Linked DNA regions of Homo sapiens: region 1 is linked to region 2. Evidence: read pairs that join two places in POLR2A ChIA-PET (ENCODE). Cell type or tissue: Panc1. All regions are shown on one strand. Each heading gives the region's core, and the rest is flanking DNA. Links, peaks and the distances in the headings are about the cores only. Region 1 has its middle 8.1 kb from the start of PTPRS. Region 2 has its middle 21 kb from the start of ZNRF4.

The links. Peaks named below come from ENCODE experiments on the same cell type or tissue, not always from the same donor. Only the 100,000 strongest peaks of a DNase experiment are listed, where the experiment ranks them.
Region 1: POLR2A ChIA-PET joins it to region 2 with 7 read pairs; 5 of 35 experiments call an interaction of 5 or more read pairs at or near these places.

Annotation. Positions count from the first base shown.
Region 1 is chr19:5,346,254-5,351,624 of GRCh38, forward strand. No RefSeq gene overlaps it. Among named protein-coding and RNA genes, the nearest start is that of PTPRS, 8.1 kb to the left of the region's middle. In Panc1, for the core only: no CTCF peak of the experiment used is centred there; no DNase peak of the experiment used is centred there.
Region 2 is chr19:5,431,939-5,437,309 of GRCh38, forward strand. No RefSeq gene overlaps it. Among named protein-coding and RNA genes, the nearest start is that of ZNRF4, 21 kb to the right of the region's middle. In Panc1, for the core only: no CTCF peak of the experiment used is centred there; a DNase peak (open chromatin) is centred at 3,244; H3K4me3 peaks cover 542 bases.

The DNA.
Region 1 (5,371 bases), core at 221-5,220, 86 kb before region 2:
GGTGAAAAGTTCAGTCAATGAACATTCGCTGCTTCTTCAGGAGCGTTGTGGGGGAGGGGGCTCTTCCCACTCTCCCACCCTCCTCTTCCTTTTCTGCCAGACCAACCTCTGCCTAGGAGCCTCCCAGAACCTGGTAATTAGCTCCATTGTGGTTTTGTTGAGATAACTCCAGGGGAACCATCAGCCGCCCATCACTGTGTACAAACAGGACCCTTCATACCAAGTTCAGGATTGTCTGCAAAGAACTCAGCCTTAAATTCCTGCCAGACAGGTCCAAAACATCTCCCCTAAACTTTCCCTGTGCCAGAGATTCCACTATCGTTGCACGTTACTTCAAATTAAATGTTGTTCTCTCTGCTCCTCTCTCTGTCTCTTTCTCCTCACAAATTCGCTTCAAACGCCAAAGGGAAGAGGAGCAGATAGGAACATCCTATTTGCTGCACACCTGCTCTGTGCTGGGCTCCATGTGGGGTTCACTTGGGGGTCCCCTGATTTAGCTGATTTGGTAAGCGTTGGAGGATTTGGGGAGGCATGGGTTAGGAAAACACTCAACAACTAGGCACAGAATGAAGCTTTCTCAACCTAGTAAAAGGCATCTACAGTCAGTATCATACTTTATGGTGAAAGACTGGATGTTTTCCCCGTAAGATTAGGAACAAGATGAGAATGCTCCCTCCCACCACTTCTATTCAACATTGTACTGAAGCCTATAACCAGGCAACTAGGTGAGAAAATAACATAAAAGGCATTCATATTGGAAAGGAAGAAATTAAACTATCTCTATTTGCACATGACATCATTTTGCATGTAGAAAATCCTAAGGGATCCACTAAAGACCTATAAAACTAGTAAATGAATTCATCAAGGCGGCAAGATATGAAATCAATACACAAAAATCCATTGTATTTCCTATGCAGTGGCAATGAACAAACGAAATGAAATTAAGAAACCAATTCCATTTACAATTGATGAAAAAGAATAAAATACTTAGGAATATATTTCCAAAAGAAGTGCAAAGCTTATACTATAAAAAATAACAAAAGGTTGAAAGATTAAATTAAAGAAGACTTAACTAAATGGAAAGACATCCCATGCTCATGGATTGGAAGAATAATATTGTTAAGATGTCTATACTCCCCAAATTGATCTAAAGATTAAACCCAATCCCTATCAAAATTTCAGTTAGCTTCTTTGCAGAAATTGGCAAGCTGATCCTAAAATTCATGTGAAAATGTTCGAGGAACTTAGAACAGCCAAAACAATCTTGAAAAAGAACAAAGTTGGAGGACTCAGACTTCCCAATTTCAAAACTTATTACAACCTACTGTAACCAGGACAATGATGTACTGGCATAAGAATAGACATTCAGATCAATGGGGTAGAATTGAAAGTGCAGAAAAAACCCTCATATCTATGGTCAATTGATTTCCATCAAGTTGTCAATTCAGTGGGGAAAGAATAGTCTTTTCAACAAGTGGGGCCAGGACAATTCCATATTCACATGCTAAAGAATGAAGTTGAATCCCCACCTCACACCATATACAAAAATCAACTCAACATGGATGATAGACCTAAATGGAAGAGCTTAAACTATAAAACTCTTAGGAAAAAATGCAGAGGAATAAATCTTAATGATCTTGAATTAGGCAATGGATTCTTTTGAGGTTCCTTTCCAGGTGATTAAAATATTCTAAAATTAAAATGTTAAAAATGTTCTAAAATAAAATAAAAATGTTTAAAAATGTTCTAAAATGTGGATGATTGGTGATGATGATGTCCCTTATACAAAGGGGAAATTTGGACACAGAGACAGACCCATATAGAGGGGAGATGATGTGAAGAAGAGACACAGGGAGAAGGCGGCCGTCTGCAAGCCAAGGAGCGAGACCTCGGAAGTAACACATCCTGGCTGGGTGTGGTGGCTCATGCCTGTAATCCCAGCCCTTTGGGAGACCGAGGCGGGTGGATCACCTGAGGTAAGGAGTTTGAAACCAGCTTGGCCAACATGGAGAAACCCCATCTCTACTAAAAAAAAATACAAAAAATTAGCCAGGTGTGGGTAGTGGCAGGCACCTGTAATCCCAGCTACTCAGGAGGCTGAGGCAGGAGAATCGCTTGATCCTGGGAGGCGGAGGTCGCAGTGAGCGGAGATCATGTTATTGCACTCCAGCCTGGGCAGCAACAGTGAAACTCCATCTCCAAAAAAAAATTGTTTTTGCCATGTTGGCCAGGCTGGTCTTGAACTTCTGACCTCAGGTGATCCACCCACCTGGGCCTCTCAAAGTGCTGGGATTATAGGCATGAGCCACCACGCCTGCCCAGGATTGGTTACTTCTGAGACCTCACTCCTTGGCTTGCAGATGGGCCGCCTTCTCCTTGTATCTCTTCTTCACATCATTTCCCCTATATGTGGGTCTGTCTCTGTGTCCAGATTTCCCCTTTTTATAAGGACACCCATCATAAGGTGGATCATAGGGTGGATCGGGACCCACCCTAATGCCCTCATTTTAACTTTACTTCTGTGAAGACCCTATTTCCAAATAAGGTCACATTCTGAGGTCCTAGGGGTTAGGACTTCAACATCTCTTTTGGGGGAACGCAGTTCAACCCCATAAAAGACCCTTTCCCTGACAGTGGCTTCACTGATACCCCTCAAGGACTTTACCTACTCCTGGACAAGGAGCTTGACATCCCCATGACATATGACAAGAGATGCTAGACCCTAGCCCATAAATCATGAGCACCCTTTGTTGATTGCAATAAGATCCAGGTTTTGGGAGAGGCAAGGGGATGCCATGCAGCCAGCCTCCCAGCTCTAGGGCCTGGCTGGCACATGTAAAGATCAAGGGCTTTATTCTCCCACTCTCCCTGGGGGACGCAATGACAAATTCAGATCAGGCCTCCGTTGTCTCCTGCCAGCTGGCGGTGCAGACAGGGCCTCTTGGTTCATCCCTTCTCAAGGAGAAAGGCTTGGATTCTCCACCAGGTGGGGTCTGTGCTGGGTATTGTGTGTAGAGTCAGAGGGACATGCCTGGCAGTGTCATCTGGACCCCTGCCACAAGCCTCACCAAGCCAAGGGCCTTCCAGTGCCATCAGTGTGGGCCCTGAGTGTGGTACTTGAAACTTTGAGAGGCTACAACTTATTTATTATTGTTTTTTAAGACAGTCTCACTCTGTCACTCAGGCTGGAGTGTAGTTGCATGATCATAGCTCACTGCAGCCTCAAACTCCTATACTCAAACAATCCTCCCACCTCAGTCTCCAAGTAGCTGGGATTACAGGTGTGCACCAGCCCACCCGTCTCATTTCTGCTTTTTTTTTTTTTTTTTTTTTTGAGATGGAGTCTCGTTCTGTCAACAGGCTGGAGTGCAGTGGCACGATCTCGGCTCACTGCAACCTCTGCCTCCCGAGTTCAAGTGATTCTCCTGCCTTGGCCTCCCAAGTAGCTGGGACTACAGGTGCATGCCACCACGCCCAGCTAATTTTTGTATTTTTAGTAGAGACGAGGTTTCACCCTGTTGGCCAGAACGGTGTCAATCTCTTGACCTAATGATCCGCTCACTTCGGGCTCCCAAAATGCATTTTTGTATTTTTTTGTAGCAATGGGGGTTTCACCATGTTGCCCAGATTGGTCTGGAACTCCTGGGCTCAAGCGATCCTGACACCTCAGCCTCCTGAGTCGCTGGGACTATAGACATGTGCCACTATGCCCAGATAATTTAAAAAAAAATTTTTTTTTTTTGTAAACATGGGGTCTCATTGTGTTGCCCAGGCTGGTCTTGAACTCCTGGTCTCAAGTGGTCCTCCCTCCTCAGCCTCCTGGAGCCCTGGGATTATGGATGTGAGCCACCACACTGGCCTCACAAAGTGATTTTAAGTTCTACGCACTGAGCATGAAACACTATGGTATGGTCGCCTGCCAAAATTACTCACGTCTAAGAACAGATGATTCCCCTTGAGCTTGTTAATGTCCCTAGGATTTGTTAATATCATGGTTGGGTCTTTATTGTTTTTCTTTGTAACTTTTTTGTCTTCCTTATTCATTTGACTTGTTACATTGTTACTTGCGCTCGTGTTTTAATTCCACTGATACTTGCATCCAGCGCTGGACACATGACCTGAAGTTTCTTTAAACTGGGCGCGGTGGCTCACGCCTGTAATCCCAGCAATTTGGGAGGCCAAGGTGGGTGGATTGCCTGAACTCAGGAGTTCAAGACCAGCCTGGCTAACATGGTGAAATCCCATCTCTACTAAAAATACAAAAATTAGCCGGGTGTGGTGGCACATGCCTGTAATCCCAGCTAATTGGGAGGCTGAGGCAGGAGAATCACATGAACCTGGGAGGTGGAGGTTGCAGTGAGCTGAGATCATGCCACTGCACTCCAGCCTTCGACACTTCGACAGAGGAGACTCCATCTTAAAAAAAAAAAAAAGAGAGAGAGAGAGAGAAAAGAAGAAGAAAAAGAGACATTTAGGCCAGGTGTGGTGGCTCATACCTATAATCCCAGCACTTTGGGAGGCCGAGGCAGGCAGATCACCTGAGGTCAGGAGTTTGAGACCAGCCTGGCCAACACAGTGAAACCTCATCTCTACTAAAAATACAAAAATTAGCCGGGCGTGGCAATGCCCACCTTTAATCCCAGCTACTCCGGAAGCTGAGGCAGGAGAATCGCTTGAGCCCAGGAGGCGGAGATTGCAGTGAGCTGAGATTGCACCACTGCACTCCAGCCTGGGCGAAAGAGTGAGACCCTGTCTCAATAAATAAATAAAAAATAAAATGAGACATTTAGTTACTGTGTTAGTCCATTCTCACATTGCTATAAGGAAATACCGAAGGCTGGGTAATTTATAAATAAAAGAGCTTTAATTGACTCACAGTTCCACACGGCTGGGAAGGCCTCAGGAAACTTACAATCACGGTGGAAGGCACCTCTTCATAGGGTGGCAGAAGAGAGACTGAGAGAGGGAGAAACTTGCCAAACATTTATAAAACCATCAGATCTCGTGAGAACTCACTCACTATCAGGAGAACAGCGTGGGGAAACCATCCCCGTGATCCAATCACTTCCCACCAGGTGCCTCCCAGACAAATTGGGATTGTGGGGATTACAATTCAAGATGAGGTCAGGTAATGGCTCACACCTGTCATCCCAGCACTTTGGGAGGCTAAGGCAGATGGATCACCTGAGGTCAGGAGTTCAAGACCAGCCTGGCCAATATGGTGAAACCCTGTCTCTACCAAAACAAACAAACAAAAATTAGCTGGGCATGCTGGCGTGCACCTGTGGTCCCAGCTACTGGAGAGGCTGAGGTGGGAGAATTGCTTGAATCCAGGAGGTAGAGGTTGCAGTGAGCCGTGATCATGCCACTG
Region 2 (5,371 bases), core at 134-5,133:
CGCCACACCCAGCCCACTGTTGGTATTTTTTTCCAACCAGAGACCCAGCCCTGTGCTAGGTTACTGTAGGGAAAGAAAAAAGATGCATGAGGCTCAAGTCCTGCCTTTGGAGGCTGGGAGGCTTTGGGTAAGCAGGGAAGAAAGGGGTAGGATGGACACAGGCTCAGGACAGAGAAGGAGCCATCCTGAGGCTACACAGCTCAGAGCTGTCCCTTTGCAGGCCTGGATCCTACTCGTACTGGGTTCAGACTCTACCGTCTGACGTTGGGCGAGCACCCCACACTGGGCCTCAGTTGTACCATCTGTAGATGGGGAAGGAAAAGCGAAGTTTCCTGAGCCAAAAGGCTCATCTGTAGGGTCAGATCAGGGGGCGCTGGGACCCCCAGGAGGGTGTTTGTCTTCATAAGAGTCTAGCGAGGCCGGGCACGGTGGCTCACGCCTGTAGTCCCAGCACTTTGGGAGGCTGAGGCAGGCAGAGGCCGAGGCAGGCGGAGGCCAAGGCAGACGGATCCCAAGGTCAGGAGATCAAGATCATCCTGGCCATCATGGTGAAACCCCGTCTCTACTAAAAATACAAAAAAAAATTAGCTAGGCATGGTGGCAGGCGCCTGTAGTCCCAGCTACTCAGGAGGCTGAGGCAGGAGAATCGCTTGAACCCAGGAGGCAAAGGTTGCAGTAAGCCGAGATCACACCACTGCACTCCAGCCTGGCGACAGAGCGGGACACTCCGTCTCAAAAAAAAAAAAAAAAAAAAAAAAAAAAAAAAAATGCCTAGTGAGGGGGATTTTCACACCAGAATCAGAATCAGAAAGGGTTTTAGGACAAAAAGGGTCCTGGCCTGTAATGTCCCCTGGGGAGCTCAGGGGGGCCATAGTTGGCTCTCCTAAAGGGTTGCTTCATCCACAGAAGGCCTCCCTTCATCCCGGGCCCACGGCCCTCATCTGTGCCTGCCCTGAAAGGGCAACTGGGGAGGGTGGGAGGTGTCGAGGACACTCTAGTCCCAGAATCAGGGTTGGGGGGCAGAGGTCTGACACCACGGTTGGGAAGGCTAAAGAGAGGCGCAGTGGCTTATTCCTATAATCCCAGCACTTTGGGAGGCTGAGGCAGGTGGATCAATTGAGGTCAGGAGTTTGAGACCAGCCTGGGCAACATGGTGAAACCCAGTCTCTACTAAAAATACAAAAAATTAGCCAGCCGTGGTAGAGCTTGCCTGTCATCCCAGCTACTCAGGAGTCTGAGGCAGGAGAATCACTTGAAACCGGGAGGCGGAGGTTGCAATGAGCTGAGATCGCACCACTGCACTCCAGCCTGGGCATCAGAGCGAGACTCTGTCTCAAAAAAAGAAAAAAGTACAGTTATCCTTGAGAGGATCTAATTGCGAGGAGGCACCAAGGGAGCTTCTGAGGGTTGGAATGTTCTACGTCTTGCTGTGGTGGTAGCCAAGGGGGTCTATGTCCATGTCACGATTCCTCAAGCTACACACAAGATTTGAGCACTTTATAAGTTATACATCATTAAAAAAGAGGGAAGACTCAGAGAGGGGCAGAGACAGAGAGAAAGAGAGATGGAAACAGAGAAAAGAGGCCGGGTACGGTGGCTCACGCCTGTAATCCCAGCACTTTGGGAGGCCGATGCGGGCAGATCACGAGGTCAGGAGATCGAGACCATCCAGGCTAACACGGTGAAACTCCGTCTCTACTAAAAATACAAAAAAAAATTAGCCGGGTGTGGTGGCGGGCGCCTGCAGTCCCAGCTACTCAGGAGGCTGAGGCAGGAGAATGGCGTGAACCTGGGAGGCAGAGCTTGCAGTGAGCCGAGATCACATCACTGCACTCCAGCCTGGGCAAGACTCCGTCTCAAAAAAAAAAAAAAAAAAAAAGAAACAGAGAAAAGAGAGACAAAGAGATAAACAGAAACTGAGAGACATAGAGGAAACTGAAATATAGGAAGAGAGAGAGAGACAGAGGCAGAGAGACAGGAAGAGACAGAGAGAAGAAAAGAAGGAAAAGAAGGAGTTTCAAAGCAGAAAGGTGGGGAGAAATGAGGAAATTGGGAAGAAGAACTGAGGACTGGAGAAGAGAAAGCCAAAGAAGAGGGGGGGAAAGGAGGAGAAAATAGCAAATGGCCCAAGAAGTGGCGGGAGAGAGTGGCTGGGGAGGCCAGGAAGCCAGGAGCTGTCACAGGCGAACATGTCCTTAATTGTAATTACATGGGAACATTTAGTTTGTAGATGCAGCAGAAATGAAAACGCTGTGCTTTGCCCATTCATCTAATGGCTGTTAGTCAACCACTCTTCAAAAAGAACCCCCCACTTCTCCGCCCCGGGGCTGTGGTTGCATGGGGGGCAGCCTGCGGGGAGCTGATCAGAGGAGATGGTTTTAAACTAATGATGTCCTCAGGGATACCGAGAGGGACAGTTCTGGGAAGAATAGAATTTCCCCACCAAAAACCCATGGCTGGTGAATTTCTGAGCCCTGCAAACAGTTACCAGCCCGGAAGTCAGCAGCTGGCGAGTGGGAGTTCTAATCTGCAAGGCTAGATTAGGGGAGATACAATGTATCCAAGAGAGATCAAGGTTCTTTAACTCACCCTAGCGGGTGGGGGAAGCCTTCCTAGAAGGGCTGACATCTAAACTGTGCTTAAATGTATACTTTGAGGCAGGCAAGCAAAAAAGGAAGGAAGAAAGGCCTTCCAAAGAGAGAGAACAGCTTGTGCAAAGGTTGAGAAGGAATTACGCTTACAACCATGAGCGTGACTGGGTGGGAAGTGGGGCAGGGATGGGGATGGGGGTGTAGCTGGGGAAGTCAGCAGAGCCCAGACCACTTATAAGACATGCTGAGGAGATGGGACTTTGTCCTGAGGGCGATAGGGAGTCATGGAGGGTTCACAACAGGTGAACACAGTCCAGGATAATATTTTTTAAAAATTGGGGGCCATTCATATGATATTTCACTTACTCAAAAAGAGAGAGCTTCCTGGTCCTGGAGGCATGCAAAATAAGGTCACACTAACCACCCGGGGTACCCTGGGGGATTTCAATATCAGGTGGGGCTGAGGCTGGGACTGCAGAATTGGGGTTCTCAGGCAGGAGGGCGAGGTGCTGAGAGAGGTTTGATGTGTTACTAATCTCGCTTGGGGGGTACACTTGGCCCTCTGGCTTTGAGACAGTGAGGAGCAGGGGGTGTGGATGACTCAGGAGTACAGACGCCAGAGTGGGAGGTTTGAGTCAGCGCCTAGTGTATACCTCTCCCAGCCACTCTCAGCTGGAGGTGACTCACTCATTCATTTGGCCTTGAATGTAGAGGACTGGAGTAGGCAGTGGGGGAAGGAAAAGACCACCCAACTATCCCACTACTGTTTACCCCTCCTGCCACTGTGGGTCCAGTCCTGTGCAGGAACGACCGATCCACCTCCCCCACAACCCAATACTTCTAGAATGAAATCTGTTGGCTCCAAATAGACCTTGGTCTTGTCCTCTCCTCACTCCTCCTGTGGTTCCAGCCTTGACCTGGCACCATCGCTGCTTATCTGGATGAGCAGGGTCACCTCCATTCTGGTACCTGGCTCCCACCCCGCAGTCTCTCCTCCCCACAGCAAGCAGCCAGAGAGCTCCTATGAACCTCCTATGAGTCAGCGTCCATCCCTCCTCTACCCACAGCCCTCCATGGCTTCCATCTCCCTTGGGGTCAAAGCCCAAGTCCTTACGAAGTGCTTTTTAGCCCTGCACTACCTGCCCCATCCCTTCCCCACCCTCTGCTCCCCTCCTCCCTCTCTCCCCCTCCTCACTCTGCTCCAGCCACACAGGCCTCCTCGCTGTTCTGTCAGACTTAGCGCTGCCTCGGGACCTTTGCACGGGCTGGTTCCCTCCACCTGGAACTCTTCTCCCAGTTTTCCCCACAGCTTCTTTTTATTCTCCTTAAACATCACCTCCTCAGGAAAGCCCTCCTTGATTGCTGGTCTAAAGTAACATCCAACTCACTCTCCACCTCATGCCCTTGTTTTTATTTTCGTCATTTTTTTTTAGTTTGCTTGTATGGTCTTTTGAAATGACCCGCTGTATCTGTTTTTCCCCACCAGACCTCACCGTGGAGCCTGGGCCCAACTCGGTGGTGCCGTATCCCCAGCACCCCGTATGGGCAAGTGATTGTGCTTGTTCCTCGATTGAATGGATCTTCACAGCAGTCCTGGGATGTGGAGGCTTTTATCTACCCCATTTCACACAGGGAAAACTGAGGCTCAAAGACATGGAGCCCTCCCCCCCACCACTTGTGGGTGCTTCGAGGATGTCCGTGGACCATGCGCGCTCCCTGGAATTCTGTGGGAGGAATGCTGCGGTCTCGGGCAGCTCCACAAACGGAGGTGTGTTCTGAGTGGGGGTGGGTGCGTCTGTCCATGCTGCCTGGGGGACAATGTGTGTGTGTGTGCGCGCGCGCGCGTGCGGGGAGGGGAGGGGGAGGGAAGGGGGGGAAGGGGTGATAAAAGAGCCCTTGGGAGGGGAGCTGCTAATTTCGCTGGGGGAAGGGGACCCTCTCATTCCCCTTCTGCTCTTCCCACCCCTCCCCCTCCCCCACCAAGATGCCCAGGCGAGGGGACCTTCCTGGGAGGGGGACGACACGGAGTAGGGGGCAGCGTGGAGTTGGGAGACAGGGAGTAGGGGCGACACTCTTCCAAAGACCCCCTCACAGCCCCGCAGATATTGCAAATTCCCCATTTCCTGCACTCCCCCCTCGCTTCCCCTCCCCTCTCCTCCCCTTCCCCCCTTCCACAGGATCCTCCGGGGCTGGACCCTGCAACCCCTCCCGGGTCCCGGGAGCTCGCGCCCTGCTCCCGCCCACTGGACGCCCGCAGCCAATGGCCGCGCCGCTTGATGAGGTAATGCGCCCCCTCTGCGTCCCCATTGGCCAGCCTGGAGCCCATTCCCTTGTCCCCTGCAAGCAGTGGAGACCCAGCGGGGCGCGGGCGGGGTGTTCCCAGGGTGGCACCTGGGTACCTGCGTTCCCCCCATGCCCCTCTCTGTGAAACCCCCCACTTGCCCCTCCCCCTCTTCGGGCCCAGTAGGGTCCAGGGGCTGGACTTGGGGGACTCCTGCCCCCAGCGACGCCCAGTTCCTCCCATAGGAGCAAAAAGGACAAAAGACTCCCCCATGCCTCCAGTAGTCAAAGACCCCCGAGCTGCCCATCCCAGACACTCGCGCAGGTATGGAGCGCCTACTGTATGCCAGCCCCGAGACTCATTGGGGATGCAGCGGTGGCGACATCAGCCCCGGGTCCCTGTCCCCACGGGGCTCCCAGGATAATGGGGAAGAGAGGCAGGCCACCAGCCACGTCCTCCCCCTCCTAGTCGGTGCTGCGGATGAAGGGTGAGGAGGGTA